Regions from separate parts of the Homo sapiens genome. Here region 1 is linked to region 2. A link is a contact called in ENCODE Hi-C or POLR2A ChIA-PET data. All regions are on one chromosome and are shown on one strand. The core of a region is the stretch at or near the end of the contact, and the rest is flanking DNA. Distances in the headings are between cores, read along the strand shown.

What was found. Hi-C counts contacts between places; a loop is a spot of excess contacts on that map. ChIA-PET counts read pairs that join two places held with the same protein, here RNA polymerase II (POLR2A). Pooled maps may share reads with other maps.
Region 1: a loop to region 2 is called in a pooled map, with 4 times the contacts of the local background. The contact joins two enhancer-like sites. A Hi-C loop is called at or near these places in 1 of 168 maps with a recorded cell type or tissue (IMR-90) and 2 of 50 pooled maps. POLR2A ChIA-PET finds 5 or more read pairs at or near these places in 2 of 52 experiments (OCI-LY7 and WTC11).

Annotation. Positions count from the first base shown.
Region 1 is chr6:38,570,404-38,573,736 of GRCh38, reverse strand. The region is part of intron 6 of BTBD9 (BTB domain containing 9); the gene reads left to right. Among named protein-coding and RNA genes, the nearest start is that of BTBD9, 68 kb to the left of the region's middle. Within about 2 kb of position 1,381, at least 6 of the 41 ENCODE cell types and tissues checked have a DNase peak (open chromatin) inside an H3K27ac peak, as active enhancers do.
Region 2 is chr6:38,153,707-38,157,048 of GRCh38, reverse strand. ZFAND3 (zinc finger AN1-type containing 3) reads right to left here. Exons shown (of 6, transcript NM_021943.3): 6 at 2,425-3,342. Among named protein-coding and RNA genes, the nearest start is that of BTBD9-AS1, 330 kb to the left of the region's middle. Within about 2 kb of position 1,713, at least 5 of the 41 ENCODE cell types and tissues checked have a DNase peak (open chromatin) inside an H3K27ac peak, as active enhancers do.

The DNA of each region.
Region 1 (3,333 bases), core at 132-2,631, 420 kb before region 2:
AAAATGAGAAAACTTTAGAACATGAGCGAAAATGGATAGAAGTAGAATTCAAAGTGTGCATGTGACTGGTGGCTGGAATTGCAAGTGGGATCTTGGTCTAAAACCTGGGAGTTGAGAGAGAAGAAAGCAGGGCTAAAAGCAACGTTCTCAAGGTTATGCCCGTTGAGAGAGGGAACAAGAGCGTAGGTGGGAGAGGTATTTACTTCAGGGGCTGGTCAGAGTTTAGAGGAGGATTAGGAGCGTTGTTTACTGGAGACAAGGCCAGACAGGGTGTTGAGATGGGTGTAAATTGACAATTTAGAGTCTGGCATAGGAGAGATGAACTTGGTTAATACAAAACGGTTTCTTTCTTTATTTCCTTTTTTAAAAAATTATCAAAATGGAAATATCTCTCATTATAAAGTTATAATGTATATATTTTAAATATTGATAAAACTTGCCATCTGGAAATGTTGTACTCAATTTCTACCAATTGCATGTAAAAATGCCCCTTTCTGTGAACCTTCACCAATGCAGACACTGTCACCGTTTTGCCAATGTAATACATAATTTGTTTAAAACAAAAATCCTATTTTACTTTGAATTTCTTTATTGGTGAGTTAAAGTATCTTTTAATACTGGCCATTTGTTAATTTCTTATTTATGAAAAGCCTGTTTTTGTCTTCTGCATATTTTTCTTCTGAGATAGTTTTCTTTTTGTCTTGTGAGAACTTTGTATCAATACATATATATATATGACATTATCCTTTTGCCTGTCATATATGAAATTTGTTAACGCATTTTTAGTGTTTTATTGGTACTTTTTGCCATATAGAATTTTACTTTTTAAAAAATGTATTCAAATCTGTCAGTCTTTTAAATGATTTCTGGCTTGGTATTATGATTAGAAGATTATTCCTCACTCTAATATTAAAGTATGTTAAACTTTTATGTATATATATATATTTTTTCCACTACTTGTTTTTTTTTTTTAAGCCTTATATCTTAAGTATTTAATACAGTCAGGATATTTTGCATAGATCTTTTCAGGTAGGGATAGTCAGTTGATTAAAGTCATTTATTTGATAATCATTTCTTGCTATCCTAATGTGATCAGCCATATTTATGATGAGCTGGATTCTAGCATATACCCTACTCAGTTCCACTGATTTCTTTGATTCTTGCTGAAAGTATTTTAATTATTGTAGTTCACTTCCCTCCTTTTTCTTCTTTTCTTAGAATGAGAAATTGTGTGTGCCATATGTGTCATAGAAAAAAGAAAGGGTATCATAGAGCATCTGCTAGGCTGTCTTCTGGTTGTTGTAGTCACATTAGAGGCCGTAAGTGATGATAAACATCTCACTAGAATGGTTCTACTTTCACTTACAACAGGAAATTTAGGCATGCTTCACCAGCTAAGGAAATAGATTTTATGTATTCATTCGTCACTCACCCATTCAACAAATAAGCGCCTACTTTATGCTATTGTTGTACTTGATATTGAGGCCACAACACTGAAGAAGATTGCCAAGGTTTCTGTGCTTTTGGAATTTGGGAGAAACAGATTAAAACAAACAAATAATAAGCACATCACATAATTATAAGTGTTGCAAAGATGGTACTGTGATAGTAACAGAAGTCAGGGGAGAAGGATTATTTTAAATAGGATGGTTAGAAAAGGCCAGAGATGGGGGGTAGGTGTTTTAAGCTGAGATGAAGGGGGTGATATTTTCTGGTCATTGTTTTATTTGTTTTTGGTTTTGTGTGTGTGTGTGTGTGTGTGATTGTTTCTTTGTTTTTTAGATGGGCTTGCTCTGTCACCCAGGCTGGAGTGCAGTAGTGCAATCTTGGCTCACTGCAACCTCTGCCTGCTGGGCTCAAATGATTCTTCTACCTCACCCTCCTGAGTAGCTGGGACTACAGGCATGTGTCACCACACTCAGCTAGTTTTTTCTATTTTTAGTAGAGATGGGGCCTTGCCATGTTGCCCAGGCTGGTCTTCAACTCCTGGACTCAAGCGATCTGACTGCTTCAGCCTCACAAAGTGCTGGGATTACAGGTGTGAGACACCATGCCTGGCCCATTGTTTTAGATATTTACACAACATCTAAATATTTTCTTTGGTGTACATTGAATGTTATTTGGCAGTAGCTGGTCTACTGTGGGAGACCTCATTAGAGGAATACTCTAACTTTACTGTGTTTTGGTATATGGCATTTTAATCTCATTTATTGCTACTATACATTCTAGGCCCCCCTCATTCCTGGTGTCAATAGATACAGCATAATTTTTTTTCACCTATTCTCATTAGATTATAGTACTTACATAGTGCTATAGATCTACATAAAATAAATGAGAAAATAAGCATTGCTATTTATGGAAGCATTCTTTCCCTGCTATATTAACACTTGTATAACATATGTCTTCTTTCATTTCTCTTTTGTTCCCTACACCTCTGCCCATAACTGGGCATTGATGTATCTATTTACTTTTAAAGGTAGACACTCTTACATTATTCAGTGTTCACTAGATTGCTTTAGAATCCTAGCTAGAATAATACTGAGCCTTTACTTTCTTCTTATGACTGAAGAGCTTCACAATTCAAGAAATGCCTTATTCAGATGTAAAAGAAACAGGATTAGTTTCATTTTTTAAAAAGTTATCTTTTTAGTTCATACTTAGTTTGAGTTGTCCATCTACCTACAACCTTGATATTACAATTGAACTAGCAAGAGCAACCCTCATAGAGGAACATTTTCTTCTAAGAATGCAAAGCAAAGTGTAGCCACATGGTGTCACTAAATTATAACAATTTTACTCGAAGCTAAAGAGAATTTAAAAATTGCTTTTTTACACCATCATATTTAAATATAAATTGTTCTGAAAGTCTGTGATTTGTGAAATAACATGTGAAACTATTTGTACTATTTAAGTCTTTCTGCTGATGTGGAGCGTTAATTATGTCCAAAGTCCAGAGGTATATATTTTGGTGCTTGCTAGCTAGTTCTTGAGTTGTCATCTGCAAGGCATAGGAGAAATGTGGGCTTCTGTAGTCCAGCTATTCAGTTTCATGCAAATATATATATTTTTTAACCTTCCTTTGGAATTTTGAAAGAGAGGAGTAACTCAAAGGAGATAGGAGATAGATTCTCTAAATATGTAAAAGGAATCAGAAAACAGAAGAAAAGAGGAATGAGGATAAAGAGAAATGAGGTTACAGGACCTCAGAAGTGGTAGGAAGGGAACAGTCTAACATTTATTGAGTATCTTCTGTGGGTCAGGCACATCTCATTACCTTGTGTAATTCTTACAATAGTCCTGTAGGAGAAAAACCGCTACTTAATTTTATAGGTG
Region 2 (3,342 bases), core at 464-2,963:
CAAGGGAGAGTTTTTCAGGTGTTTGGCGCACAGTAGGTGCTCAATGAACCAGGGCAACTTTTCCCAAGGTGTGCTGATTAAGAAAAGTTTTTTTGGTAACAAATAAGCTTGGTGTTGCCACAGCCACCTTTCCCAGGGTTTTTAAATTAAAAAAAAAAATACATATATATGTTTAGATATGGGCTCTCAGGCTGTTGCCCATGCTGGAGTGCAGTGGTGCAATCCTAGCTCACTGCAGCCTCCAACTCTGGGCTCAAGTGATCCTCCCGCCTCCACCTCCTGAGTAGCTGGGACTATCAGGCGTGTACCACCACCCGCTCCCCGCAGCAATTAAATTTTTTTTTTTTTTTTTGCATCACATGCCACATGCAGGGTTTGAAAAGAAAAAAAAAATATTTTTTCGTAGAGATGAGGTCTCACCATGTTGCCTGGTCTCGAACTCCTGGACTCAAGGGATCTTCCCACCTTGGCCTCCCAAAGTGCTGGCATTATAAGCTCAAGCCACCGCCCTCAGCCTTCAGGGTTTTAAACATGTGCTGTGTTGTGATGTGCCAGCTGCCTGCATCTTCCAAAGCAGCTCTGATCAAAACCAACACTCTATGTTGCATCTCAGAGACCTGAACTCCCTGAAACCCACTTTCAGAGAACAGTAAGGCAGGTTTCTGAGGACTTGGCCCCTCAGTTCCCAGGAAGGGCTTCCATCATTCCCTTATTAAAGCATTTCAATTTTTCAATCAATGTTATATGTTTAACTGTAGTCGTAAATATAAGGCCTACTGCATTCCTATCTCCTACCCCAAAGAAAACCAATTTTAACTTCTAAGCTTTTTCCTCCTCTTTTACCTCCATATTTCTAAATAACATACTACTCTCAAGTTTTCAGCTTTGGACATCCTTTGTTGATTTCCTGCTAAGAACAAGAACTTGGCTCTCTTATCCTCTGCCACCAATACACAGGCACATTCTTTCCCTCTCCCAGTCTCCTACTGAGATCCAGCATATATTTTTACCAGAGCAATATTCACTAGTATTTGTGTTTACATTATTTGTACGTAAATATTATTCACAGCTGAGTCACACAGGGTCTGCAGCTCCTCTTCCTGTGTATTTCTGCTTAGGCATTAATACACTGTTATTACTTGCTTAATTGTCTGTATCTGTCTCTGATTCTTAGACCTTCTCCAAGCCCTCTGACAGGACCCAGTGCTGACAAGATATGGGGCCACCTCGCAGGCCTCGAGCTGTGTGCTGAGTTCCCCCAGAGCCCGCCCCAGGTCCCAAGTCTCCATGTCTTTCTCCGATCACTCCTCCCTCACTGCAGCCTTCCCCCATGTAGTTGCGAGAATGGCTGCTGAGGAAATCAGGTTTTGAGACTCCTGCAGACTTCTCTTGGGTATCTGTGTTACTGTTGTGCCCATCTGGGGCCCTCTCTCTTGGAGACCCCCTTCTTGGGGCTAGAGGGGCTGCTCACAGCTCCCTGAATGTGCTGCTGATGGCTCCCTTGAAGACCACGGCCCACTCCCACCCATGGTTTCCTGTTTCTCACGCCACCCAGCAGGAAGGTTTCTGCTTGTCTTCCCACCATCCCCTCTTCTTGCTGTGGACTGTTGTTGGCATAACAACAGTTATGTTGTTGCTGTGGACTGTTGCTCTGTGAAGCAATCAGGAAGGAGCTGACGCAGACCCAGTTCCTGTGGACCAGTGGGCAGAGCACAGCCCACTGCTCCCTGCAGGCCCGCCTCACACCCAGGCCACCAAGGCCCTCTCTTGCCCTTTGCCCCCGTGCTTGTTCATCGCCACTGGGCCTCTGATTTCCTCTGAGGATTTTCATCACGCTCATGACAACTATGCGGTCAATATCTCTGTCCTAAAAGAAGTGGGGACAGGTCCCACTCCTGTGCCTCGCCCCTGCCCTGCCAAATGTTTTTTGAACATTTAAAAATGTAGTTAAGTTCATCCTATACACCAAAGAGTGCCACAGCACACACCTCCTCCAAGCCAGCCTTTGGGAGCCTTCGTCATCCATCCTGGAGGCCCTTCCTAGGGTGGGGTTCGGGTCTAGGGCATGCTGCCTTCCCTCAGGACCCAGCACCCACCCCACCCACGCCTGGGGCCCTCAGGGCTGGGGCTCGTTTTCTGATCCCCCCCAGTGTGTAACCTCCTGGCTGCTGGCACAGGCTTGGCCCTGCAGACCCACCTTTACCCCAAGGCCAGTCCCGCAGCTTCCCAGGGCAGAGGCTCCCAACAGAAAGCAAGGAAGCGGCTGTTTAGCCTGGACACTAACTGGACGAGTGCCTCCAAGTACTGCAGACGGTCTCTGCACACAGGCCCCCATCTCTTTCCAGCCCTGGCCAGGGAGATGGGTCAGTTTTCCCAGCAACCCAGGGGGCACTTAGGAGAAGGGGTGAAACAAGAAAACCAAACTTTCATACGATTGGTTTAATTTTTTTTTTCAGCAGGAGAAAAAAGAATAAAGTTACAAGATTCTTTTAATATTTTCACAATGTTAAAACTAAAACTGAGCTCTAGGCTATGTGTGTAAGTAAATCTAGAACACAAAAGGGTTAAATAAGATTTTCTCTTTTAAAGATACAAGAATTTAAGCTTTCCTTACATTTAACAAACTTCACAGAACAGATACTGCAGGGGAACAAGCCCCACCCCCCACCCCCCCCAGCTCTAAGTCAGGAAGCGAACATGGGCTTCGCTCCCCCAGGCCAGCTCCCCTGGGCTCCTTCCCATGGCTGCCTCCACGCAGCAGGCAGAGGAGGGGGCGGGGGGCCCTGGGGAGGGCCGGGAAGGGCTCGCACAGCCTCTTCGGGACCAGAGCTTGGCGGAAGCCTATGGGGGGCTGCCTCACTGAGGATGGCCCGTATGGTGGCCAAGGGCTGTGGCTTGACAGCAGTGGTAAACGCTGGGCAGACCTGGCCCCTCTGCCCTGGGTTGCCCTAGAGCAAGACACCGGTCTGGGTCCTGAAGCAAGAATTAAGGCTGGGGATTTTGCAGCGGGTTCCACTCTGGTGGGTGGAGGGTGGGAAGAGCATGACTTCCTATTTCAGTACGTCGGATCAAAAAACATTTGCAGTTGCAGGTGTTCAGCTGTTAATTTGCAGACAGAGTTGAACCATTTGTTGTTTTATAAAAAGGAAAGTTGCTGGGTTAAACTATTCCAGTAGCCTATGTGTGGGCAGATCCACGCTGCCTCCGCAGGGGCCTCCTGCCCTCACCCACCTGGATCTGATGCGGCACTAGGACCACTGGGACTGCTCACCCTGCCTGGGCTTTCAAGGGAATCCTGATCCTGTCCACCCAGCCCCAGCCCCACCTGACTGGTAGTGATTT